Linked DNA regions of Mus musculus: all the other regions are linked to region 4. Evidence: chromatin loops called from intact Hi-C (ENCODE). Cell type or tissue: left cerebral cortex. All regions are shown on one strand.

What was found. Peaks named below come from ENCODE experiments on the same cell type or tissue, not always from the same donor. Only the 100,000 strongest peaks of a DNase experiment are listed, where the experiment ranks them.
Region 1: it touches region 4 in a loop (3.0-fold over the local background); 4 of 42 quality-filtered maps call a loop at or near these places.
Region 2: it touches region 4 in a loop (2.0-fold over the local background); 2 of 42 quality-filtered maps call a loop at or near these places.
Region 3: a loop joins it to region 4, with 2.4 times the contacts of the local background. A loop is called at or near these places in 9 of 42 quality-filtered maps.
Region 5: a loop joins it to region 4, with 2.5 times the contacts of the local background. A loop is called at or near these places in 3 of 42 quality-filtered maps.

Annotation. Positions count from the first base shown.
Region 1 is chr2:170,508,576-170,513,575 of GRCm38, reverse strand. It overlaps Pfdn4 (prefoldin 4), which reads right to left and starts at 2,346. Exons shown (of 4, transcript NM_001110152.2): 1 at 2,107-2,346. The coding sequence starts at 2,130. Gm16796 (predicted gene, 16796) reads left to right here and starts at 1,649. Exons shown (of 3, transcript NR_040367.1): 1 at 1,649-2,737. In left cerebral cortex, CTCF peaks have their summits at 2,411 (motif pointing right) and 4,615 (motif pointing right); DNase peaks (open chromatin) are centred at 1,847, 2,146, 2,405, 4,609 and 1 more place; H3K4me3 peaks cover 1,758 bases; H3K27ac peaks cover 811 bases.
Region 2 is chr2:170,643,513-170,648,512 of GRCm38, reverse strand. The region is part of intron 1 of Gm40002 (a long non-coding RNA gene); the gene reads right to left. Among named protein-coding and RNA genes, the nearest start is that of Gm40002, 7.3 kb to the right of the region's middle. In left cerebral cortex, no CTCF peak of the experiment used is centred here; a DNase peak (open chromatin) is centred at 2,150.
Region 3 is chr2:170,858,201-170,863,200 of GRCm38, reverse strand. The region is part of intron 6 of Dok5 (docking protein 5); the gene reads right to left. Among named protein-coding and RNA genes, the nearest start is that of Gm35033, 85 kb to the right of the region's middle. In left cerebral cortex, a CTCF peak has its summit at 2,428 (motif pointing left); DNase peaks (open chromatin) are centred at 255, 1,949 and 2,371.
Region 4 is chr2:170,727,833-170,732,832 of GRCm38, reverse strand. Dok5 (docking protein 5) reads right to left here and starts at 1,026. Exons shown (of 8, transcript NM_029761.4): 1 at 645-1,026. The coding sequence starts at 710. In left cerebral cortex, no CTCF peak of the experiment used is centred here; DNase peaks (open chromatin) are centred at 1,639, 2,348, 3,875, 4,118 and 4 more places; H3K4me3 peaks cover 1,484 bases; H3K27ac peaks cover 1,471 bases.
Region 5 is chr2:170,536,687-170,541,686 of GRCm38, reverse strand. No RefSeq gene overlaps it. Among named protein-coding and RNA genes, the nearest start is that of Gm40001, 18 kb to the left of the region's middle. In left cerebral cortex, no CTCF peak of the experiment used is centred here; DNase peaks (open chromatin) are centred at 598 and 2,306.

The sequences.
Region 1 (5,000 bases), 220 kb after region 4:
CTTTTTCCAAAGCAGGCATTTCCCGACATAGCCCTGACAAACAGCAGCCACCAGAAGCCACTTGGCCCCTGGGAGGCGGAGGCAGGAGGATTAACAATTCAAGGTCATCCTCAGCTGCATAGTGAGTTTGAGGCCAGCCTGGGCTATGTGAGAAATGAAGGCAGAATGGCAAAAAGGATCACTGTAGAGTTAAGGGAATTCTGCTAGTTATACAAGACATGACTTGCTCCAAATTCAAGAAGAAAGTAAGCTGCCCTGGACCCTGACTACACCCTGGCCTCAGTAACACCTTATGGGATTGTTAAGAGGAAATAAACCATACTCTATTCCAAGTTCAGGTACTGAGATCTGGGTCCCCAGCCAAAAAGCTCTCCACAATTTCAGCTGACAGTCAGATCTCTTAAGAGTTCCAGACCAGCAAATGCTACACAGTGAGACCTTGTCTCAGAAAAGCAAAAGCAAGGACAATGTTTATCGTGGAACTGACCAGTGTAACCCACAGCTGAGAGCACAGTCTAACAAGAGAGGCAAAATGAACCTGTTCCTACCTGGCCAAATCACCGTGGCCCCGGACTGTACTCTGCTACCGTGTAATAATTTGTGGGTGACAGACCAGGGCGAGGGGCTCTTTCGAACTCTGAAGCCTCCCCAGGCTCAGCAGCCATTCCCTCTTAATGAACTGGGATGCTGAGCATCAACCTTCAGTGGTCAGAAGCACTGACTACACGGTGCCAACAGCGAGAACACAAAGGCATTCTACAGGGGCCTTACAAAGTAGAGTGAAAGCAACTGTCTTCAGCCAAGCGCCTCTCATCAGAGACAGACAGGCAAACGGACAGACAGACAAGGAGCCCGGGGTGGGGTGGGGGGGAGACACACACACTAACACACACACAGAGAAACAGAGAGACAGACAGACAAGGAGCCTGAGAGAGGCAGAGGCAGAGAGACAGACAGACAGGAGCCTGGAGTGCAAATGCTCTTTAAATCACAGCTTTTCTTCTGCGCTTCAGTTTCCTCTTCAGCTAAAAGTGAATAAATACAGAATCTCCCAAAAGGTTGACACAGCAGATCAAAATAATTAGCAAATGCTAAGAACTGTCCGAACACACTGTGAAGCCCCAATAGCTATCAGCTGTTTGCTTGTTTGTTCTTTTTTTTTTTTCCCCTCCTCTGCAATTCTTTCCCTGTATTAGATACACCTGCACTCCTGGAAACACGTTTAGGTTATAAAAACCCACATGGAAGTTTAACTTAAGTTGGTGGCTCAAATTTAGCTCAAGTTTCAAAATATTGGTTGAAAGGGTTGCATAGCCATGTCTACTGCCTGTCATGCATGAAGCCCTGGGTCCACCACACCAGCACACCAAAAGCCAGGGGTAGTGGCACACACCGGTGATTCCAGCACCTGGAAAGTGGAGGCAGGAGAGTCAGAAATTCAAAATCATCTCTGACTGCATAGGAAGCCGTGGACCAGTCTGGTGTGTACACACACACACACACACACACAAGTCCGTGTCTTTCAAAAGTGTGATAAGACATCACACCGAGCCCCATGAACAAGGATCGGACGTCGTTTTAAAAATGATAAAGAGCTCTAATTTGACCAAACAAAAATCACCAGACCCAGCATCTCACCAGATGAGTCACCAAAGGAATGGCTGGCTGGCTGGCTGGCTGTGAAGTGTGCGGGGCAGAGCGTGGGGACCCGTGTCCTTCCTAATGGCTGGGAAAAGCCCGGAGAGCCACCGCGCTCGCTCGGGCCGACTGCTCTCAACGTCAATTAGACACTCGGTGCACGGAGCGTGGACCGACCGGAGCGGTCCGGGGCGGAGCACAGAGGTGCGGTAGCAGACGACGCCCCGGGATGCGGTAGCAGACGGCCCGGGATGCGGAGCCCGACCCGGTGCCCGAGGAGATGCACGACCCTGAGCAGGTGAGGCGGTTGCCCTGACGGCGAGCGGAGCGGACAGAAGCACCCCTGTACCCAGCGCGGGCCCCGGCCCCGCGCATCCCTCACCTCCTCAGACCCCGGCCCCCAGCGCCCCGCGTCTCCTCACACGCCCCGGCCCACGGCTCCTCGGACCCCGGCCCCGCCGCACTCACCGCCTTCTTCATGGTGGCCGCCATCTTGGACTGAACCACGGGGCGCGGGGGAAAACCACTCGGGCGTGCGTCACCCCCCGAGGTCCCTCTCGAGCCCTGCTGAGCCAGACTCCCCCCTAACGCACAGCACTATCTCAACACTGCTGCTATCTGTGTCTCTGAACTATAAATTCCCAGGGCAAGGACTCAGGAAAAAAAACTATGCCCTGGAAACACTTGGTATCTTCCAATTAAAGGGACAGGCAGCTTCCCTCTCGGCCGGCATAAATACCAAAAGCGGCCAATAGTCGGGCCCGAGATCCCAGCCACGGCCAGCAGGGGGAGCGCTGGGTACCACCCAGCTGTGTGGAATGGGAAGCTTAAGAAATTCTTTTTCCATTTATTCAACAACCTAGAGAGAAGCTAAGGAGGGTAAGGGCGTGGCTTCGGCAAAGTATTTGGTAAATCATTTGGTCAAGTATTTGCACTCAAGCATGGGGACCTGAGTTCGATCTACAGCCCCTACCACATAAAAACCCAGTGCTGGCGAAGCTACAAGCTGAAGGCCACTCTTGAAGTTGATCTTAGCTTGTATGCCACTGATCACTGCAGGGGACACTAGGGGATCAGCCAGGAATAGATGAAGCCAAAGGTAGGTGACACCCAAAAAGATCCAGAGCAGTGGTTCTCAATCTTCCTAGTGCTGAGACCCTTTAATACAGTTAAATGTTGTAGTGCCCCCCCCAACCATAAAAAGTAGTTTTGTTGCTACTTCATTATGTAAATTTGCTACGGTGCTGGGTCATAATGTCAATAAATATCTATTTTCTGATAGTATTAGGCGGCTTCTGTAAAGGGCTCCCGATCTATAGGTTGAGAACCACTGACCTAGAGCGCTATAACAAACTTAAATGCTTAGATAATAGCTTACTGGACGGTTGCTTGGCTATTTATATTTAGAGACAGGGTCTTGCAATGTAATCCTAGCTGTCCTGGAACTAGCTGTGTAGACCAAGCTGGCCTGAAACTCACAGAGATCTTCCTGCCTCTGCTCTCCAAGCGCTAGGATCAGAGGCGTGCTCCATCATGTGCAACTGAAATGAATTCTTTTATGTGTTTAAAATTAAATTGGTTCAGAAATATGTCTTCCACTCGCTCAAATATGTTAGCCTGGGAAGACTGCCCACACAGGGCCCAGTGGGCACCGAGCTTCCTTAGTAACCAGGGCCATTGTTAACTTCGGTAGCCAAGACTTTGCTCTCAGAAAGTCGGAGGTCTGAGGGCAGAAGAGCTTAGAGTATTGGGGTATGGGCCATTGTCTCATTTACCAAGGGACAGGGAGGACCAGGTGTGAGCCGCAGGACAGTAAAAGCACGGCTGGGCGCTCTTGCATCTCTGCCAGTCCCTCCTATGGCTTCAAGCACAAGGGCATGCCAAGGAGGGGAAGAGGGGCAGATCTCGCCTGTCTGCTTATGACGCAGTGGGTCTCAACCTTCCTAATGTGACCCTTTAATACAGTTCCTCACGTTGTGGTGACTCCCAACCATTAAATTATTTCATTGCTACTTTACAACAGTAATTTTGCTATTGTTATACATTGTAACGTAAATGCCAGACATGCAGGATGTCTGATACTTGACCTGGGTGGGAGGGCCATTCGACTTTCCAAAAGGATCACGGCCCACAGGTTGAGAACCGCTGTTCTAATGTATAATGCATGTGCCCATTTGGTTACAATCTATCTCCTATCGTTACAATGCAATCCTGCTCATTGCTTGCATACCATCAAGCCCTCTGGATATAATGAACTTGGACTCCACAGAGTGAAGTCCTAACACCCTCCTGAGGAAGGTTTGCCGTTTGCACTCTGCTACTTAGCAGTTGCACATACAGAGTCAAATCTCTGGACCTGGAATTACTACGGTGGCACCACTTTTGAGGAACTCATTTGTATATACCGCAAACCCCAGTCCTGAACTCTGTAACCCTTAGACCAGACTCAGAAGGGAGAGCTAGTGTCTGGCTGCAGTGGTCATGGAGAATCTGTAGTTAGTGGCATGTTGACTGGACCGAAAAGACACCAGACACTGGGGATGCTGCATGTCAAACAGATAAAGTACCCCGTCCCCCAGCACCTTGCTGTCTACTGACAGGAGACAGACCACAAACAACCCGTTAAATAAGGATAGTGTGTCAGAGAGGGTGGTTAGTGTAAATGTGGCTGACTGTCCCAGCAAGGGAAACACATGCAGCTTTCGTCAGGAGAACGCCACCAGAGAGGCACGAAAAAGAAAGAGAAAACAAATTCCATTGGAAGTGAATGTTGTCCAGGCTTGTCCTAGCTTTTAGACTGCGTCACACAGGGATGATGAGCATATTTGTCGTTTTGTGACAGTGTGTGTGCGCGTGCGTGTGCGCTCGCGCAAGTGCCCCTCCCCCAAGGTCCTGCGTTCCCTGGGGTTGAAGAGGAAAAGTCTGAGTGGCAGGAGCCACAGATCTCGCTAGCAGGAAGTAATTTGATCATCTGCCTGCAGGGGGCACCCAAGGACTATGACTGAATTCTCAGGCATCCAAGCCCATTTCCCAATGTTTTGGACGTCTTTTCATCTTATCCTGTTTGTATCTGACTCAAAGATGTTTGTAAGCTATTTTGTCCTGACAGGGTTTGAAATCCTCGTACCTCCCCACTGCACGTAGGACCGGTCAAACTAAAATTCCAAACCAAGGCGCGCCTCCCTCTCTGATCTTCGGGTAGCACTTTTCCCTGGAGAGACATGGACAAACATCTGCTCACCCTAGAAAGGAAAGCGATGATGGAACCAAGTAAGGATGCCACACGAGTTCAATTTAGTGAAACAATGAGTTTATCCCACCCGGGAGGGTGGGGGATGGGGTTACGTTCAGGAGTGTGAGGG
Region 2 (5,000 bases), 84 kb after region 4:
GTTTGTTTTTGGATACGGCAAAAAAGTTCAAACACCACTCAGTCTAAAAACAATAAATGTGGGGCAAGTGGAACCGTATCACCAAAAACTCGGGAGGTTGAACGGATTCAGATACCCTGGTGTTCTCATATCTGAGACAGGTAGGCACACCGGAGCACGTGACCACTGGCACCCCACACAAAGCTTGTGACCATAAGTCATGTGGCACAAGAGTGCTCCGTGCCAATGAGGTATCTAGATGGGCCAACCCTGAGGGTTTAGCCAATAAGCGTCCCTTTCCCCATATTCCTTCCTGTAAAAGGTATTTAACCTCTGGGGAGTTGTATATACCCGTTTAAGGGGGAAGCCATGCCATCTAAGTCTCCCACAGAAGGTCCTTCGGTGCTCACTGCTAAGCAAAGCCAGAGTTCCCCATCGGCCCCTGGTCATCTGCCTGTGCAGAGTTCACACACCCCAGCGGCCAGACAGAGACGGAGCACAGAACTGCAGATGACATCCAGGTTGTCCTTCAGCCTTCACATACACACATTGATCGTTTAGATCACCTGCTGAGTATGCCTGTGAGAGATTGTTTTGATCGCATTGATCAGTGAGGGTAGACCATCTTGGCTGTGGGTGGTACCATTCCTTAGGCAGGAGATCTTGGACTGCATAAGAAGGGCAAAGGGAGGTGACTGTATTCATTTCTCCTGTTGTGTTTCTTACCTGTAGCTATGATATGAACAGCTCCCTGGAGCTCCTGTTTCTGTGGAGTCCCTTCCATGGAGGATCATGGTCTAGATTTCAAGAGTCAAGTCAGCCCTTCCCCTCCTGAAGTTGCTCTTGTCAGAGTTATTTTATCACAGCAGCAGAAAATGAAACACACATGAGCACACACATGAACACACACACAAGAACACGCAATACAAACACACATACATACACATGAACACACACAAGAACACACAATGCAAATACACATAAACATACACATACACACACATGAACACACACATAAACATACACATAAGAACACACAATGCAAACACATACATACATGGACACATACACACACACATGAGCACACACACAAACATACACATACAAACACATACACATACATGAAAACACACAAACACACATGAACACACATATGTTCAAACAACAAAAGCAAAGCCATGGGCCCTGATTTCCTATGTCTACGATCCTGGCATGCTGTTGCCTATCTGTCTGCCCACAGCATCAATAACTCTTTTAATAACCTCCTTACCCACCCCCAGCAATCCATCTCAGGGCTCCCTTGAACTTTCAAAGACCTCTTAATAATTCGGAGAAACACACACTGAAAATGGCGCATAATTGTGTCTCCGGGTAAAAGGCCGTTGCCCTGAAGAAGTGCTTATTTAGCAAATGTTCTCATTTCAAAATCAATATAAACACCCGAGCATCCATTAAACAAGCAGAGACAAAGAAGCAATGATCGATTCTCTGTTATGTGCGGAAATAAGAAGACTCTGGCAGGGTTGGCTTCACCTGTTCTCAACAGAGAGGTGATAAAAACCCACCTACCACTAACTCTGAGCCAAAAGCACAGAAGCTCGATCGAAGATTGGCCAGTATGGTGGGGAGGCACCGGAGTGAGGTCATGTAGTTCCTACTTCAAGAGCACGTTTACCGCTACGCTATCTTGCCTACCCAGAACAGATACTTTTAAGTATAAACAAAGCTTAGCAATCACTAGGGCTTGCATCTGTAGGCAGGAAGGATATGAAGCAAAAAGATATGCATACAGTGTGTTTCAGGCAGCAGAGGACACCAATTACTCGATTGGGACCTAAACTTCGGGATCACTCGCTCAGGGAAATCCTCTCCGGCCATCTTGTCGAAGAGCAAAACCTGGGGCTCCAGTAGTGTTTCCTCTTCATGTCACTTGTTCAAAGAAAGTAAATAAATAAAACGATCAGGATATTAAATTTCAGGGCTTATTTGCACAGAGAATGACTCATGAATCGGGCAGCCCTGAGAACCAGAAGAGGTTGGGAGAGTGTGAATGGTGACCTTCTGTAGGCTGGACCCAGATGGAGTACAGATGCCGCTTGATTGGTTGCGGCTTAAGCATCCGAGAGTGGTGTGATGGGCCCTTGCCTTATGTAGGCAGGGTGTGGTGTGATGAGTTAGCTGACTGTGATTGGCTGAGACTCAGCTTTTTGCTACTCTTCTAGGTTAAGCTTCAGTATGTTCAAACTGAGGTTGCTGTTGACTCTAGGAACTTAGAATACGGAACCTGCCTCAGGATACCAGCCTCCTGCTCTGGAGAGTTTACATTTCTCCCTATACGGTAGATCACGTGATCGCCCGCTGGTTGTTTGTCTCCCCTTCCGGAATACTGAATCAAGAAGTGTTTACTGTTGATGAAATGGATGGAGAAAATAGAGAGATGCTAAAAATAGGAACCGCATACATACTGAATAGACCGCATCTTGCAGCTTTAAACATCGAAGGATGAGTTAAGAAGTGGAAGTCAGAGTATAGAAATCCTAGAAAAACATGTTTTTTTAAAACTAAAGCTGTAGCCCCAGAGGATAGCAAATCTCTGATATTTAGTTCTTCCAGATAGGAACGGAAATTCAGGAAATGCTTGAGTAACTATTGAGGGGGTATGGCTGCTATAAAGCCGCATGAAGCTGCCCCTTAAGCAGGAGATTCAGTGCTAAGTTAACAAGCCATGGGTGGTCAGATGAGAGAGGACAAGCAAGGGAACGGTGGCTCTGCAGAGCACAGATTTCATCTGGGAAAACCTGCAGAGGACACTGTCTGGGTCAAGAGAACAGAGGTGGCTGTCTGCTTACAGGCTACAGCAACTGCAGAAAAAGCAGGAGGAGGCATGGCCATTGAAAAGTTTCTGTTTGGGCCCAGGGTCGCTAGATAACCACCTCTTGTGATCGAGGGTTGAGAGGTTTCGAAGTCAAGAGGCTAGCGAAATAAACACTCTCCTTATGCAAACCAAATTACTGTAATTTCTAGAATTCACAATTCAACCAAAATGAAGGAACTTTACAAAATGATGTAGCTCTGTCTAGCAGCCAAGATCCAAGGTCATGATAAAACTTGAAGATGAAAGTTAAAGTACAAGTTCAGAATTAAAATATACCAGGGGAAGTTAACCATCTTAGTAATGTGGCCAATTGAATTGGTGTTGAAAATCAAATTAAAAAGCTATTGTATATGAAGGGAGAAGCCAAGAGATGGAGGACAGACACTATGAAAGATTGGAGTCTGAAGTCCCGGTGCATTCTGTTATCTCTCCTTCAGTGCTCTGGATAGACTGCAATAGGGGATTCAATTTAAAAGATCAATAAAACAAAGATCTTACAGATTTGTGTATGTGTGTGTGCTTCTGTGTGTATGCATGTGTGTGTGTGCCTCTGTGTGTATCTGTGTGTGTATGCCTCTGTGTATGTGTGGTGTGTGTGTGTGTGTATCCATGTGTGTGTGCCTCTGTGTATGTGTGTGCGTGTGCATGTGTGTGTGTGTGTATAAAACATCTCCATTGTGATATGATGAAGAAAATATTTTAATCCAAGGCATAATTCTCCTAAGACATCCATAGGGAGAGGATCTCCTTTACATTTTTCAATAGGGATTATGAAGATGGGAACAATGGTGGAACTGGATTGGAGAGCCGTCTGCTGGCATCCCTCCATCATGTTAGCGGAGTGTGGAAGGAAGGAGGACCAAAGGGTCTGAAGGTGAATATGCCAGAAGAACTTTAGGGGGGGGAGAGGTACATTTACAAAGAGCTTCAAAGGAGTTCCTCGGGAGAAGCCAGAAGGGCATCCCTCCTCCATCCTCTGTAGCCCGGAAGACAGAGGCTGGTGTGCCTGGCTGCCATGTGAGTCAAAAAGTTGAGGTTGGGCAGAAGAATGGCAGATTCGGAAGACAGACAAGAAGATAAAGAACTCCATGAGAACCTTTTATTTGGGAGAAAAACCTGGAGGGTGGGGTGCTCTGCTGTAGGAATCAGAGCCCAGTGTCTGCTTGTAGACCAGGATATTACAGGGAGAGGAAGGGGAAGGGAGAAACACTTTTTTTTTTTTTTTTTTTGGTTCATAGTTGGCCATTGCTAGTGGTAACCAGGGACTAGTGAGTTAAAGACTGCTGAGTGATTGGTAACCAGCTCTCTTGGCTGCCCATTGTTAGAAGCCCCTAAAACAGGGAGGGAAGAATCTAGAGAAACAAACTACTTTAATCCTGGAAACCAAATTATTGTAGTTCCTAGAATTATCACTGTCCAATCAACATGGAGGACCCTCACAAAACTTCATGTATGTGGCTCACATACATGATGAAGGCCACTTGATCACGGTGACAGTGATCACATACAGTAACAAAGGCCCTTAGATTTAAACCTTTGACGTCACATCTCCAAGTGAGACGTGGCAAGCATGGCAGTGATGTGTTTGCAACATGGAAGGCGACGTTTATCTGCATGGTCCCAGATTTTAACTAAACAACCTGTACCACAAGCTGGCATGTTACGATCCGGTCTGCAATTATGAAAGCTGCAGGTGCTTTGCATTATTCCTCTACGCCTCAAGTTCATTTGCCGGCTATTAAATATTTGGGATATAAGTCACTTTTCATAATTCTGGTATATCCGTTTTTTTTAACATATTAGTTTTCCTGGCATATTATTACATAGACAGGACATTTCACAGATAATTCCCCAACTCTACCCAGATAGTTCAGAACATCTATGGAGTTTCTCTGGGGTCTTTGATGACCTCCTCCACAGGCCTAAGTCAGAAAGTAGTGCTTCACAATTTTCTATTATGTTGACTTCTTTAACCCTATGCCTACTAGAAGACAATACACCTTTAGTCAATGATGTATTTTCCATTGAATTTGATTCACCTGTTTCCAGTGAACAGTAGTTCATTATTGTTTCTGCTGAACTTTAGTAACTTCATCTCCAAGGCCAGAAAGAGAAAGAGCATCCTCTGCTGTAGGTCGAGTTTTAA
Region 3 (5,000 bases), 130 kb before region 4:
CAGGCTATTAGGTCCCTACAGGAGCTGTAAAGTAACAGCAGATGAACCTCCCACACCTGCCAAAGTCTGTGGACTCTGAACGCCTTCAGTCTGACAGGAACACGTTCCCTGTGCCTATCAAGAATCTAAGCCCAGGAATGCACAGCGGCAGGGGCCTGGCTGTAATCCTCCCCGCCACCGACCTGCTCCAGAAGTCCATCTGCTTCTGCAGTGGAGCTGTGTGGAGAAATGGAACCGCGTAGCTGGGTGGAATTCTGCCCTCTGCAGCCAGTTCCAGGACACAGGCCATGTGACCCTGGTTTGCACCTACTCGGGAGCAAACATGCATCAGCCCGTCAGCAAATCCTTTTGACTCAAAGTCCTAAATCACCCTTCTCAGGCTAACTGACTTTCCCTGGTCTCGGCCAGAAGTAACCCAGGGAGGTCTCCCGAGATGAGCATGTGCAAACAATACCGTCCTTGTCCATCCATTCATCCTGGTCCCGAGAGGATGAGTGGGTCACATGCGTCAGAGGCCATCCCTGTCCCTCCGTGTGTTTTCTACCTAAGAGGCTTCCAAACGCTTATGTACTTATTTCCCTCCCCTTTCTTTCTTTCATTCTTCTCTTCCTCCCTCCATGCCCCCCTCCCTCCCCTGCTCCCTTGCTTCCTTCCTTCTTTAAGACAGGGTTTCTTGTGGCTTCAAGTTCACTGAATAGTCAAGGGTGCCTTGAATTTCTGCTCCTCTTGCCTCCGCCTCCTGAGTGCTAAGATTACTGGCACGTGCTACCACACCTGTTTTTTGTGATGCTGGAGATCAAGCCCATGATTTCCTTCATGCTTCTGCCAACTGAGCTACATCCCCAGCTAAGCCTATGCAACTCCAATAACGTCCTCAATTGTGTGTGTATATGTGTGTGTGCATGCCTATGTGTGTACATATGTGTGTACATTCGTGTGTGTGTGTTCACATGTGTGTTCAGATATGTATGTGTACATGGCAGTGCATGTGTGTGGGTGTGTACACACAGGTATATGTGCATGCACGTGTGTACATGTGTGTATGTGTGTACATATGTGTGCATGTGCATGTGTATGTATGTGTGCACATGTGTTTACAGATGTGTGTGTGCAGATGTGTATGTGTGTATGCCTGTGCATGTATGTGAATGTGTGTGTGCATGCATATGTATGTATGTGTGTTTGCATGTTGTATGAATGTGTGTATGCATGTGTGGTTATATCAAATTTCCAGGATGTTTTAAGCATAAACTATAGCAAAGTTAAGTCAGATGAGACAACAGTCTGAGAGAGAGGGAGACAGAGAGGAGGGGGGAGGGGGAAGGAGAGGGAGGGAGAGAAAGCTCTCCGCTCTTGCCCTTTCTCCTTCTACCCCATATTTAGCTGTCTCTTGGCATCCCCCATCCTGGCCATTGGCATCTCCAATTTCCTTCCATTTTCCTGTCTGTGACACAATTAAAGTCCCCCCACTTCGCCCTCCAACTCCATGCCTCATGCCCTGGTTGTTTTGTTGTCAGACTGACACTCCTGGAGTGTCACTTCCAACAAATTAGGCGGTAGAGCATTTTCAGATTGCTGACTGATGGAGCCTAGTGCGGGTACAGTCCCCAGGCATGTGGCCTGAGCTGTATCAGAAAGGTAGCTGAGCCAAGCCAGGGACAAGCTAGCAAGCCACACCCCTTCATGGCCTCTACTTCAATTATGGCCTCCAGGTTCCTGCCCCGAATCTCCCTCAGTGATGGATTGTAACCAGTAAAGGGAATAAATCCTTCCTCCCCCTGTCACTTTTGGTCAGTGTTTAATCGCAGCAACAGACAGACACATGCTAAATAAACGACTAGAGCAGATGGAATGAAACGTTTCTGAGGCGTTCCGCGTACTTACTGAACAGTCATAGAAACGGCAGTCAGCCGCAGGAGTTGCCGCCCGCTCAGAGTCCATCCCTGCCCATGCCAGGCTTTGATCCACTCAAAGGCAACTCAGTCTTTGGATCTGAAAATATCTTGCCTGGCAGCAAGGGGAACGTACTCCAATATTTGTGATATTTATGACCTGCTCCGAAGACTTGTAATATATTGTGCTCTCTCACACAATTGATATATTTTGTTGTGTTTAGAACGTACGGGAGTATATCTACAGCGGATCCTAAATCAGCTCCAAGCAACCACAAAGAGAGACAGATAAAGCCTGTGAACATGCTGGTATATTTCTTGTCTATCTGTTTTTAAAAGCACATATATACGAGCTAAAGAGATGGCCCAGTGGTTAAGAGCACAGGCTGATCTCCCAGAGGATCTGGGTTCAATTCCCAAACAAATAAAAAGAGTGCATTCTGATCTTGCAGAGGACTTGCGTTCCAATCTCCAGCATCCACCACTGAGCTGCCCACAGCTGCCTATAATTCCAGTTCCAGGGGATCCAGCGCCCTCTTCTGGACTCTTCAGGCACCTACAAGTGCCCTAACACCTTTGGACCTGTTGTGCTCCGTGATGTCACAGCATACAGTAACTTTACATTGCTTGTTTTCTGTCCATGTTTTATTTAGCAGGTGAGAGACTGCATTTTAAGGTGACACACTCTCCTTTCTGAGACCCTTTCCTTGCTGACCCCAATTTTCATCCAGAGAGCCAATACAGAGGCGGCTGCTGCTCCAATGGCCAATTTTCAAATGGGTTTTTTTAATTTTAATTTTAATTTGCACATTAAAATGGTTTTCAACTGACTCGAAAATTACTTTAAGTGTTGCTGCGATATCGCAGAAGCAGCGAGTTGAAGATTTCATTCTTGTTCTTAAAGAACTCTCACCTTCAGGTTGTTGTACAACAGACTAAACTGTAATCGCCAGGAAGAAAAGAGTCCAGTCTTTGGGAAATCATAGAAAATAAATTTAAAGGCAAGGAGTAGCAATTTCCTAGGCAGGCTCCAAGTGACAGTTTGTCACTGGAATGAATTTAAATACCATTTAGCCACAATCTGTGCTTCCTAAATATGTGCTCATTACTACAATCTTCCCTTAACATATATTATTATAATATATTGTACATTATATGTAATATTATATATATTATATGTGCACATATAGTACATACATAGTATATATCATATATTATATATGTATATATGTATATATATATATATATATATATATATATGCACAGAGAGAGTGTGTTAGTCACTGGCAATGACACCAGACATCTCTCAGGGGTCTCAGAATCTTGGACTGTACCCCTGGAAGTATGGGGACATTCTCATACTTGTGGGATGAATTAATTTATTAAGAAACATAAAGGAAACGAGGTGTGTGGGATAACTGCACATGGGAGAGGTTCAAGGAGATAAACTGGAACTGGAAGGGTGAATTCTTTGGCACTATTTGCATCCTCTGCCACATTCAAACCAAAATGAATGTGTTTTATAATAAGTCCCAGCCCTTCCCCTTCATATGCCACCCTGTTCGTTGGCTGAAAAGACTCTCAGCAACTCCGAATAACCACTGAGGACTGAGTGGGTATGTCTCCCTCCCAGGAACAGGAAGGTGGGGTGGGTAGTCAGGCACCCAGGAAAGGACTTAAAGGGACATGCATGCCACAAAGCATGGTGGTGTGACAACCTCCCACCCATCCCATCCCCAGTCCCAGGCCTCCACTCTCCTCCAAAGAAAAACAGAAGTGAAAAGGACTTTAGACAAAGCTCTTGGAGGACCCAAAGCTCATCACCTCAAGTCAGAGGATCCAATGTGACCTCAAGTCAGAGCATCCAAATGTGACCTCAAGTCAGAGGATCCAAATGTGATCTCAAGTCAGAGGATCCAAATGTGACCTCAAGTCTCTAAATTGAAAGGACTTCAATGGGGAACGGGGTTTGAACCAGATCTTAAATGTCATGTTTACTTCTACAGACTCCAGACCAGATGGTCAACCTTAAACAAGAGCAAGAAGAGTCTTACCCGAGGAATTTTCTTTTAAAGGCGTTGAAAACCAAGTGTACGCTTGAGTAGCTCCAAAATGTGGACCACCCCCAACAGATCTGCACGTCCCAGGGTTGTCAAACACCCCCTGAAGCTTCCCACTAATACATCTTGTAGATGCCCTGGTCAGGCCTTAGGGATTGAGATAAATCCCCTTGCTGCATTCCTGCAGGCTCTTCCTCCTTGAAGAGCAGGTTCATTCAATCAATAGAAACTACTTAAAATGCTAACCGTTGGGCTAAGTGACAGCAACCAATTCTCTGGAGCCGGCAGGAGACACAGATAATGCTAAACAACTTTCCTGTGATCTTTGTGGGGCAACCACATGGTGTTTGGTGGGGTTGGGGGTGGGGTCAGTGGTTACCAAGGGACAGAGACCAGCATACCAGCTTTTGAGCACTCTCCTCCCTCTGCTGCCTAGCATTAAGTGGAAAGGGCATTATCTGGGCTTCCCAGCACCAGAGAACTCACAACCTGCTCTTGATTACCAAAACACACAAGACATCAATATCTATGGTCCACGGTCCATTGGTCTGCTGGTAAAGGCAGCTCATGTCACTGCATTTAGCCACATAGGAAACTGTGCCCAAGTTGACACTCTGCTTCCCAAGCGATGATGTGTACACATGTGGAACCTTGTGCCTTGCGGCGGCGTTTCTATCACTGTAAAGTGTATTTAAGCATGAAGCCCGAGCTTTCTGTAGCTCCCAGTCTGCTCTTTGCGTTTGTAGACAGTCACCATCCTTAAGGGCACACTCCGTCCTCTTCCTGTCATCCAGGACCAAGGAGTCAGGTCCTTGAACTCACCTACCACTCAGTGTGAAGTCCAGTTCTCAGCCCATACTTCCTGCTCTGGGGACCTCTAGAAATGGAGATCTCAATGCTATCATGAAGGCACTTGCTCAGAGACACAGTTCGAGGCAGTGCCTTCCCCTCACCTGCTGAAACACAGCGAGCAGGACCCGATGATTTGCTGCCAACCAACCCTGGCAGTGAACTCTTGACACACAGCAACGCTGAGAGCCACAGCACC
Region 4 (5,000 bases):
TTCATTCATTCTTTCAGCTCATATTCCAGGAGCTTTACGCAGGCACCATGCTCCACAAGAAATGTGGATCTGATCGCCCAGTCGGACTCAGAAGGTGGAGTCTAAAAAACAGAAACCCACTGCCCAGGCTCAAGAGTAAGGAAGTTCCGATCTGGGGTTCTACCAGGGAGTTGGCCCTGCCTGAGGCCAGCTCTCTCCTCCTCTGCCAACACCTGAGCCGCAGAGCAGAGTCCCTGGGGCCAGATAGTCACTGACCTTGATCCCCACTCAGAATATCTGCCCTGTGTCCTGGCCTCCATCCATCCCCTGGAAAAGTTAAGTTGGCGCGAGTGGGATGCCGGCCGGGGACATCCGGCAGGCTCAGCACCATGCCATGCTTTCCAGATTCAGCACCCATGGCTACCGGGAAATATTTATTCCGAGTCAATGGGCTCCAGTAGCCACCGCCAGAAAGTCAAGCCATCCGAGAGATAAAGATAGCTCCATGACATACTGGATGCTGGCGTTAGCGCCGCAGCCGCGGTAGCCTGGGATGTGGGCTGCGAGAGCCACCAAGCAAATCTCCAGCGCCAGGAACCGGGATGCTGGCCGCAGACACAGACCCTGAAGTCGTGAACAAGGATCACAGAAAGGATGATACGTACCCCTAGGCGTCTGCTCCGGATCCTCACGTACCCCTGCTTCACTATGTCATTAAAATTGGAAGCCATCCCAGACAGACAGTGACCCTGCTGCCCCCAGCGTGCGCTCGGCACCCTGAGTGGCTTCGAGGAGGGATGTGGGGAGGAGGGTCAGGACAGAGACTGAGGGAGTGAAAGTTAACAAGGTGATGCGGTGAAACCAGGCGTCAGAAGGCGCACATCGCTTCCCCTGTCTCCCCAAAGCCTGAAAGTGGGCGGCCCGCCGGCGCCCAGCAGCCACTTTGGGGGAGAGCGGCGGGGAGGCGAGACTGGAGCGCGGCGTCAGCTGACTGGGCGGCAGCCTGCCAGGAGGAGGAGCCGCTCCAGCTCCCAGGAGGAGGAGAAGGACCAGAACAGAGGAGCAAAGAGAGGAAGGAGGAAGCAGAGATGGCCCAGAAGGAGGAGCGCACGGATCCCCTCCCCCGGCCTCCGCCCACCTGGCCCCCAGCCGCCCTGATCCCACCTCCTCTCCCCAGGGGCGGCTGCGCGTCCCTGCGCATAGCAGACATCCACGAAGCTCCAGCTCCTGCCTGTCGTTTAGAGAGAAGGACATCGGACTCTTTTTTTTTAAAAAAAACAGCTGTGTGTGCCCCAACCCATCCCTTCAGCCCCATCATTTTCACATAAGAGCTAATTAAGGGTGTGTCTGTGTCGAGGGAGACTGAGCTGTGTGGTTTACTTGTGACCTCTACATATAAAGGGAAAGCCATCTCCATCCCCATGGCTTATGCTCAGCTCTTCCATGAGGACTCCCTGCTGTGAAGCTCGAGGCTTGTATCATTGTCCCTTTTCTGGTTTGAGCCTGTCTTCCCAGTAAGACTGTAAGTTTCTCCGGAGCTGATTCTTGGTCTGTCACTGCTTTGTCCTCAACCACCACCACCCCCAACCCCCGCTCTATATAGATGATCAATAAATCTCAGGACTTTGTCAGTAGCAACTTGTACCGGGCATCCTTTGTACGCATTGACTTTGTTCAGCTCCCCTGCGCCCATAGAGGTGTGGCCTCTTTGTGTAATTACCAGGTTCCCACGTAAACCTTCATAACCTGACAAGATAGCCGCCCCTGGCAAACATTGTGCTCCGCCTTCCTTTAGCAAACTTAAGTTGATCACCGCTGATACTCTCTTAACATCGTCTTTCCCGGCTTTGCTACGGGAAGAGTGATGGTGATTTTAGCATCTAGGTTTTACAGAATCCGAAGCTGAGAAGAGGCAGTCCCTGGGGACTTGCCCACCATCCCACAGCTGGCCAGCACAGGGCCAGGACAACGGGATGAGGCTGCTGAAGGGACGATGTTGGGCTGACGTCATAAGCACAAGGTTGCTTCTTGATCTCCAACGTAGGTCTTGGTCTCCCTTTACTCAACAGCTAGACCATTCTTGGTCACCAGAGGTGACCTCAGTCAGAGCTAATGAGCTGGGCGACCTTCAGTGAGAGTCACAGAGGACGAGTCATCTATTTCACAGGTCCTGAGATCTGATGACATTGAGTTCCCCTCATCTCTAATATCATACAGGACTTCCTTTGTCTGTGGGAACTCTCACTTTAGTCATCCTGGCTTGATGGGTATTAGTCAGTCAAAGAAGAGAAATCACCCAAGAATGTGTCATAGAATTGAGGCTAAATTGGGACAACCAGAAAACAGAGGTGCCCATGAGGAGAACTCTTTGCTATATTGTAAACCATCTGCTCTGTCTTCGTGTTTCTGTTCTATGAAAAATGATGTTGTAAGTGTCCGCCTTTTGCCCAAAGAGGAGAAAATGAAGTCATTTGGAAGGCTGCTTTGGAAGAGCTAGCACTATTAACCGACCCTGCCCATGGCGACCGTGAAGCGGAGGTGTCTGTGAACGACACCTGTCCAGCACTTCATTTGTACACCAATTACAGTGTCACAGGAACAGAAAATGAATCGATTGCATAAGAAGCTAGAAGTGGGTGGCTGGCCCATAGTAACAGAAATCATAGATGAGGGGGGAAATGGGTTTGGAAATAATGATGATGAAATCACACTAGAAAATGCCAGCTGGGAAGAAACAAATATTTTTTTCAAGTGCAAGGTTGAATGGCGTATATGTTTTTATTTGGTTGGTAAAAAAAAAAACAAAAACAAAAACAAAAAACCAAAAAACAAAAACCTGATATCACACACACACACACACACACACACACACACACTAGACCATGGTATACCAATCACATGACAACCTCTAATTCTTCTATAAATTAGGCAATTTCCAATGGTGTCAGGGAAGGAGAGACCCACAGGAATGCAGAGTCCAGCAGTGCCTGCAGCCTTCCTGAGGACTCACTCACCATGCATGGCTAGACACCAGACACCGCCTCTTGCAGCAGCACTGGAGGGAGAGCCACGTTCTCTCTAGATAAGTCTTCCACACACCAGCAACATTGTTTTAATTCCTGCTGTTCATTCAGTTTCAACCCTTAAGACTTGTTTTCACAGTACACATTTCTCTTATCTTTCTTAGATTCCCTTCTTGTGTTTTCAGAGTGTTTCTTACCGTGTGTGTGTGTGTGTGTGTGTGTGTGTGTGTGTGTGTGTGTGTGTGTGTGTGTGGTGTGTGTGTGTGTGTGTGTGTGTGTGTGTGTGTGTGGTGTGTGTGTGTGTGTGTGTGTGTGTGTGTGTGTGTGTGTGTATGTGTGTGTGTGTGTGTGTGTGTGTGTGGTGTGTGTGTGTGTGTGTGTGTGTGTGTGTGTGTGTGTGTGTGTGGTGTGTGTGTGTGTGTGTGTGTGTGTGTGTGTGTGTGTGTGTGTGTATGTGTGTGTGTGTGTGTGTGTGTGTTAGGCTCAAGTGGGTGTAGGTGCATATGGAAGGGACCTGGGGGGTCTCTCCATGATTGCTGTTTCTTTGAGACCCTCTTTGATCAGCAGATGAGCCCCAGAGACCAGTCCGTCCCCACTTCCCAGCAGTGCCGCAGGCTGGTGCCCCTGTACCTTTTCCCACATGGGCTTCAGGGGTTGAACGCAGGTCTTCACACTTGTAGGATGGCTCCTGAGCCATCTCCCTGGTTCTGCATCCCCTTCCCTAGATGACTGGTGTTTTCTTCAGACGTGGCATACGGCTCCAGCTGGCTGGTCGGAGTTAATTGGCTTGCATTTAGGAAGCATCCCCTTGACTACAGCTCTTTAAACTTGGCAAGCTCTGTTCTGGATCTCAACTTTAAAAAAAAATAAAATAAAATAAAACCTACTCGGTTTATTTAGAGTTTGTGTGTCTGTCTTGTCAGAGTCTCACTGTATCTCAGGCTAGGCTCGTTCTTGCTCTTCGTCTTAGTTAGGGTTTCACTGCTGTGAACAGACACCGTGACCAAGGCAAGTCTTATAAGGACAACATTTAACTGGGGCTGGCTTACAGGTTCAGAGGTTCAGTCCATTATCATTAAGGTGGGAGCATGGCAGCATCCAGGCAGGCATGGTGCAGGAGGAGCTGAGAGTTCTACATCTTCATCTGAAGGCTGCTAGTGGAAGACTGGCTTCCAGGCAGTTAAGACAAGGGTCTTATAGCCCACACCCACAGTGACACACCTACTCCAACAAAGCCACACCTTCTAATAGTTCCATTCCCTGGGCGGAGCATATACAAACCGTCACACTCTTATAGACAGAGATAAACAGGAACTTCTGATCCTCCCTCCCTCTGAGTACTGGGATGATAGCTGTGTATTACCATTCCTGGTTTAGCCAGGGCTGGGATGAAGCCCAGGGCTTCACACGTACTAGACAATGAGTGCTCTACCTACGGAGCTGCACCCTCAGCCCCCATCTCAGCCTTTTGAAGGATACTGTGCTATCTAGAACCTCTCTGATAGGACCCTGTCAAACCCCGATGCATGCCACAGAGGAATCACATCTTTCCTATCTCAGCTTGAAAGTCAGCTTCAAGCAAGAAGTCTCCTGTACCCCTTTCTTCTCTAAAGGCTCCCAGCTAGTCCTCACATCACCTATAGCTGATATCTTATATATCAGCACCTCTAGACAATTAGTTTGTTGACAGCTTTAGTTTATCAGTATGTACACATGTACATGCATATGGAAGACACTAGCCCTGGCTGTCACTGTGTAAACCAGGCTGGCCTCGAACTCAGAAATCTGCCTGCCTCTGTCTCCCAAATGCTGAGATTAAAGGCATATGCTACCACTGCCCAGCTAGTTTTTATTTTTTATTAGATCTTTTTATCTATATATAGGAGTTGTTTACCTGCATGTATGTGTGTGCCCTAAGTGTGTGCCTGGCACCCACAGAGGTCAGAAGAGGGTGTCAGAAGCCCTGGACCTGCAGGGAGAGATGGCTGTGAGTCTCCA
Region 5 (5,000 bases), 190 kb after region 4:
ATACAAGGATACTCTACAGAGAGCTAAAGAAACACAAACCCACTGGGTGGTGGACTTAGTGACCCTAGGCTATATTCTCAGAACTCTGAAAAGAGAGGCAAGACGATCAGGAATTCAAGGCCAGTCACAGGTACACACTGAATTTGAGGCTAGCCTGAGCTACGTGAGATCAGGTTTAAAAACTTAGTAAATTGAAGCATAAAGTCAAGAAAACAGACTCGCCCTTGGGAGGTTTAGCAGCTGGATAGAAAGAAGGTTTTAGTGTTGTTAAAAGCATCCAAAATGCATGGTTGAAATTCTGTCTAGAAAGACATGTAAAATTCACACTCTTTTTTTAAACTTTCAAATGTTTCTTATAGCTTTTTATAAGATATGCTTTTGGCCTGAATCTGTCATCCATAGGCAGACATTAGCATTTCCTGGAAGGGCAGACTGGGAACGTAAAAGAAGACAATGCAAAATAAACCAGATTGACCAGAATTTGTTTTAACGGTCCACGTATGTCAGAAAGGCTTCCAGAACGTGCAGACTCATAGCTGAGGAATGGCTAGAGGGTAGAGGCTCTGGGTACATGACTTTCAATTCACTGAGCAAAATCCATATGGAACAACAGAACTGTGTTTGCCATTCACCAGGCAGGGCGTCACATGTGGAGATGGATAAATCCCTGCTGTGCAGGGTGCTATCCCTTGAGACAAGATGCTTAGTGGCATCTTTAGCTCCTCCTCCTTGAGATGCCAGCAGTATTCACATCAAGCTACATAGGCAGGAATGTCCCCAAATATCACCAAGTCTTACCTGGTGAGGGGGCAGGGAGGTGGGACTCAGTTCCACTGCCCAAGGCAAGAGATAAAAAGATCACAAAAAGATCACAGCCTCTTCTCTCTCTCTCTCTCTCTCTCTCTCTCTCTCTCTCTCTCTCTCTCTCTCTCTCTCTCTCTCTCTCTCCTCTCTCCTTTCTGCCTAAAAAAAGCTGCCATCTTATCGAAAGGAGTATATATATATATATATATATCATATTATAGATTGTATATATGGTTTATTCTAAACTCGTTTATGTCATGATTTTTTTTTTGTCTATGTGTACATTTCACATTTAAAAAACAAAACAAAAACCCTTGCATTGCACAGGGATTAGCTATGGAGAACTAGAGACCAGCTTCCAAGTTTGAATCATTATCAAGCACTTAGTAAGTGTGTGATTTATGGCCTGTCATTTTTCCATCTCACCTACCTAAAAGAGAACCATATGCCAAAAGATTGCCAGAAATGGGCTAGAGAGATGGCTCGGCCAGCGGAAGCTCCTGCCATGCATGCCTGGTGAACTGAGTGCAACCTCTGGAACCCACACAAAGGCAGAAGGAGAGAACCGACTCCACAGGTCAGGCACTGCGGCACACCCCCCTCCCCCAACACACACGCCACCCCCCAAAAAAGACTGAGGTGGTGGTGGTGGTGGTGCACACCTTTGATCCCCAGGCTCAAGAGGCGGGGGCAGGCAAATTTCTGTGAGTTCAAGACCATCCTGATCCCTCTATGCAGCAACTTCCAGGCCAGCCAGGACTAGGTAGTAAGGCTCTGACTTAAAAACAAACAAACAAAGCTGGGAGTGGTGCACTTGGGAGGCAGAGGCAGGCAGATTTCTGAGTTCGAGGCCAGCCTGATCTACAAAGTGAGTTCCAGGACAGCCAGGGCTACACAGAGAAACCCTGTCTCGAAAAACCAAAACAAACCAACCAACCAAACAAACAAACAAACAAAACAAAACAATAGCAAATTATTGAAAGCATCTTTAAAAAAATCAAAGATTGACAAGCACAACCTGTAACATGTGGGCAGAATTCAGACAGCTTGCTCATCATACACCAGCAGTTGATTCCCAGGGGGGCGCAGAAAGGTCCCTTGAAGGCGGTGACAAGTTGTGCACAGTGTGCTTGACACACAATAAACTCTGCAAAGGAGGAGGGGCTGGATTTGTAAAACATCACCTGCTGCGTTCTCATCCCCTAGGATGCTGTAAGTGCCAACCGAGCACAGTGGTGTTGAGACAGAAAATGTGTAAGAGCTCCCGGTACCAGCGTAAAGCTGTCAGGAGGGATAACTGACTGCCAGTCACCAAGATCTTTCCTGTCCACGACTCTGAACAGAAGGCAGCTCAGGCAAAGGGGTGCAGACTCTGAGATCCTCACACACTTTGTCTCTCACCACTGGTGCCATCGATATCTTCAGGCTTGCTGAGGAGCTGGGATGTTACTAGCCCAAGCTGAGAGGAAAGAGAATGAGGTGGGCACGGATAAAGCTACACTCAGACGCTCGCCCACTCCCGCCATCTGTTGTTTATGTTCTGGCTTCATTGAACACCGTGAGGATGAAGGACAGAAGGAACAAGAACAGAAATCTGACTTCAAGTACTCAGAATTTGGGGTTCTGTGTGGAGCACTGTCTCTCAACCCCAGAACAACTGCGCATGACACTTCCCTATGCCTGGACTTCCTGACCCAACAGCAGGGATGGAAGCAAAAAGGGGATGAAGGAGCCACCACAGAGCCAGAGTTGAGGTTTCTTGGTGTGTTTTGGTCCACCTGAAGTTCTTTATTGGAATGCTAAGGGTCCTTTTGCCTGGATTCAAACCTTAGCCTCATGCCTGTTAGCTGTATGCCTTAAATATATTAGGTTCTCCATGGGTGTTCAAGGAAAAGAGGAAGACATGAATGTAAGTTTTCTCCTCCCCCCGCCCTCTTCAAACGCTCCTGTGAGGTCAGGAGAACAACAGGAGGCCATCCTTGAAGTGACTGACTCTGTCAGGTGAGGAAGGACCAATCTTTCCTTTCCTCTTCTTTGAAATGGGATTATGGGGTGGGGCTTCCTTTGCAATTGTTGCTGCTAGGTCACTGTAGAGCAAATCTTGGCCACCATTGGCCGCCATTGCAACCTCTCCACTTCAATCCACTTCTCCAAGCAAAATGCAGACCACAAAACCATCATCACAAGCTGCTCCCATGCTGATTACAGGCGAAGTCTACCATGGTCCAGATAGTCTTCTGGGCCTAGCACAAAATGGCGGTCTCCGTTTACCAGCAGGGTCTCTCCTTCTCTGACCTCTACCTGTAGACCATCTCATAGCCTAAGATTACAGGATCAACTTTCTTCCTCCCAGTATGAGCCTGGTAAGCTAGCACCTGAGATTCCTGGAATGCCTCTCTGTGCTAATGAGGTGTTTCCCAGTATCTTAAGCCTTCAGGCATGACTTTTGCCCACCCTGGATGTTCTTACCCCCTGAGTCCTCAAAACTATATAATCACCCCAGTAAAGTTAATCTGCTTCCTCACAGCTGGCTCCAGTGTTGTCATTACCGTAAGTAATCACAGGGTTTCTGAATGCCCCTCTATCATCTCTGCTCCATTTGCCCTCGGGGTCTAATGTCAGCCAACAATCGCTAGGGACCGGGAGAGTCACAGCAAGCCAGTATCACCAAGAATGACTAAATCCTTGATACCGCATAATATGAAGCCCATGTCTAAATTTTTCTCATCTTTAAAAAAAAATTTTTAATTGTACTTAAAGTGTGTGTGTGTAACTGTGTGTGAGAGTGTGTGTATGTGTCCGTGTGTGTGTGTGTGTATGTGAGTATGTGTATGTATAAGTGTGTGTGTATGTATGTGTGTGTATGTGTGTGCATGTGTGTGTATAAGTGTGTGTATATGTGTGTGTGAGTGTGTGTGTCTGTGTATATCTGTGTATGTGTGTGTATGTGTGAGTGTGTATGTGTGTGTCTGTGTATGTGTATATATGAGTGTGTGTGTGTGAGTGTGTGTATGTGTGTGAGTGTGTGTGAGTGAGTGTGTGTATGTGTGAGTGTGTATGTGTGTGTGTGTATGTGTGTGTGAGTGTGTATGTGTGAGTGTGTATGTGTGTGTGAGTGTGTGTGTGTGTGTGTATGTGTGTGTGTTGCATCAGAGGACAATCTGCTGGAGTTGACTCTTTCCATTGTGAGTTCTGGAGACTGAGCTCCAGTCTTCGGGCTTGGTGGCTTGGTGGCTTGGTGGCTTGGTGGCTTGGTGGCAAGTGCCTTTGCTTCTGAGCCGTCTCTTTGCCCCTTGCTTAGCTGTCTCTCACACTTTGTAGTCTTATTGCTCTAAATGTCCTGTTTGACAAAATTAGTGAGCTGGCAGCTTTGTGTCATTCTCACAGAGCAGAAAGAACATGGGGAAGAAGAGCACCTACCTCATGTTTTGAAATCCAGGATTATAGATGCTGGGCCCCAGAACCTGCAGCCTTGCCTTACAGATGCGCTGGACCTCAAGGCCTTCTATGATAATGCATTGTAGCCAAGGACATTTGCCTTCCATCTCAGGTCTTAGAAAAATCTGGAGAGCCATAGGCATGCGTGCTTCCTGCACCACTCGCTGCCTTTGAGCACAGCTCCTGCCTCACAGACACTGGTTGCTAAGTTAACTTACCCAACAAGTACCAATGAGTACTTACCACAGCCTGGTACTGTTATGGGTTAAACAAAGGACTCACTTAAGAGCCTTTCCTCACTGAGTACCAGTGAGGAAAGTGCTTGTTGCACAAGCATGAAAACCTGAGTTCAAATCCCAGCACCTACATAAAAACAGCAAGTGTGGCGGTGCGAGCCCATATTCCCAGTGGGGAAGCAGAGATAGCTTGACCAGCCTAACCCAACCAGAGAGCTCCAGGCTCAGTGGAGATCAATTGAGGAAGACACCTGACACTCACCTCTGGTCTCTACACACATTCTGCAATGTATGTCCATAGGCACAAACCCATATACACACACATGCACCCCAAACATCCATACATGAGAAGATCCTTGATTCTATAGAACTTAGATGCTGATGGAAACAGAGAAAACAATGAGTTCGTGTGTGTGTCAGGCAGCGACACAAAGCCAGGGATGTGGTTGGACGGTGACCGTGGAATGGAGCTGAGATGAGGCCAGGGAGTGAGCCCTGTGGTTCAGAGGGCATCCCAGGCAG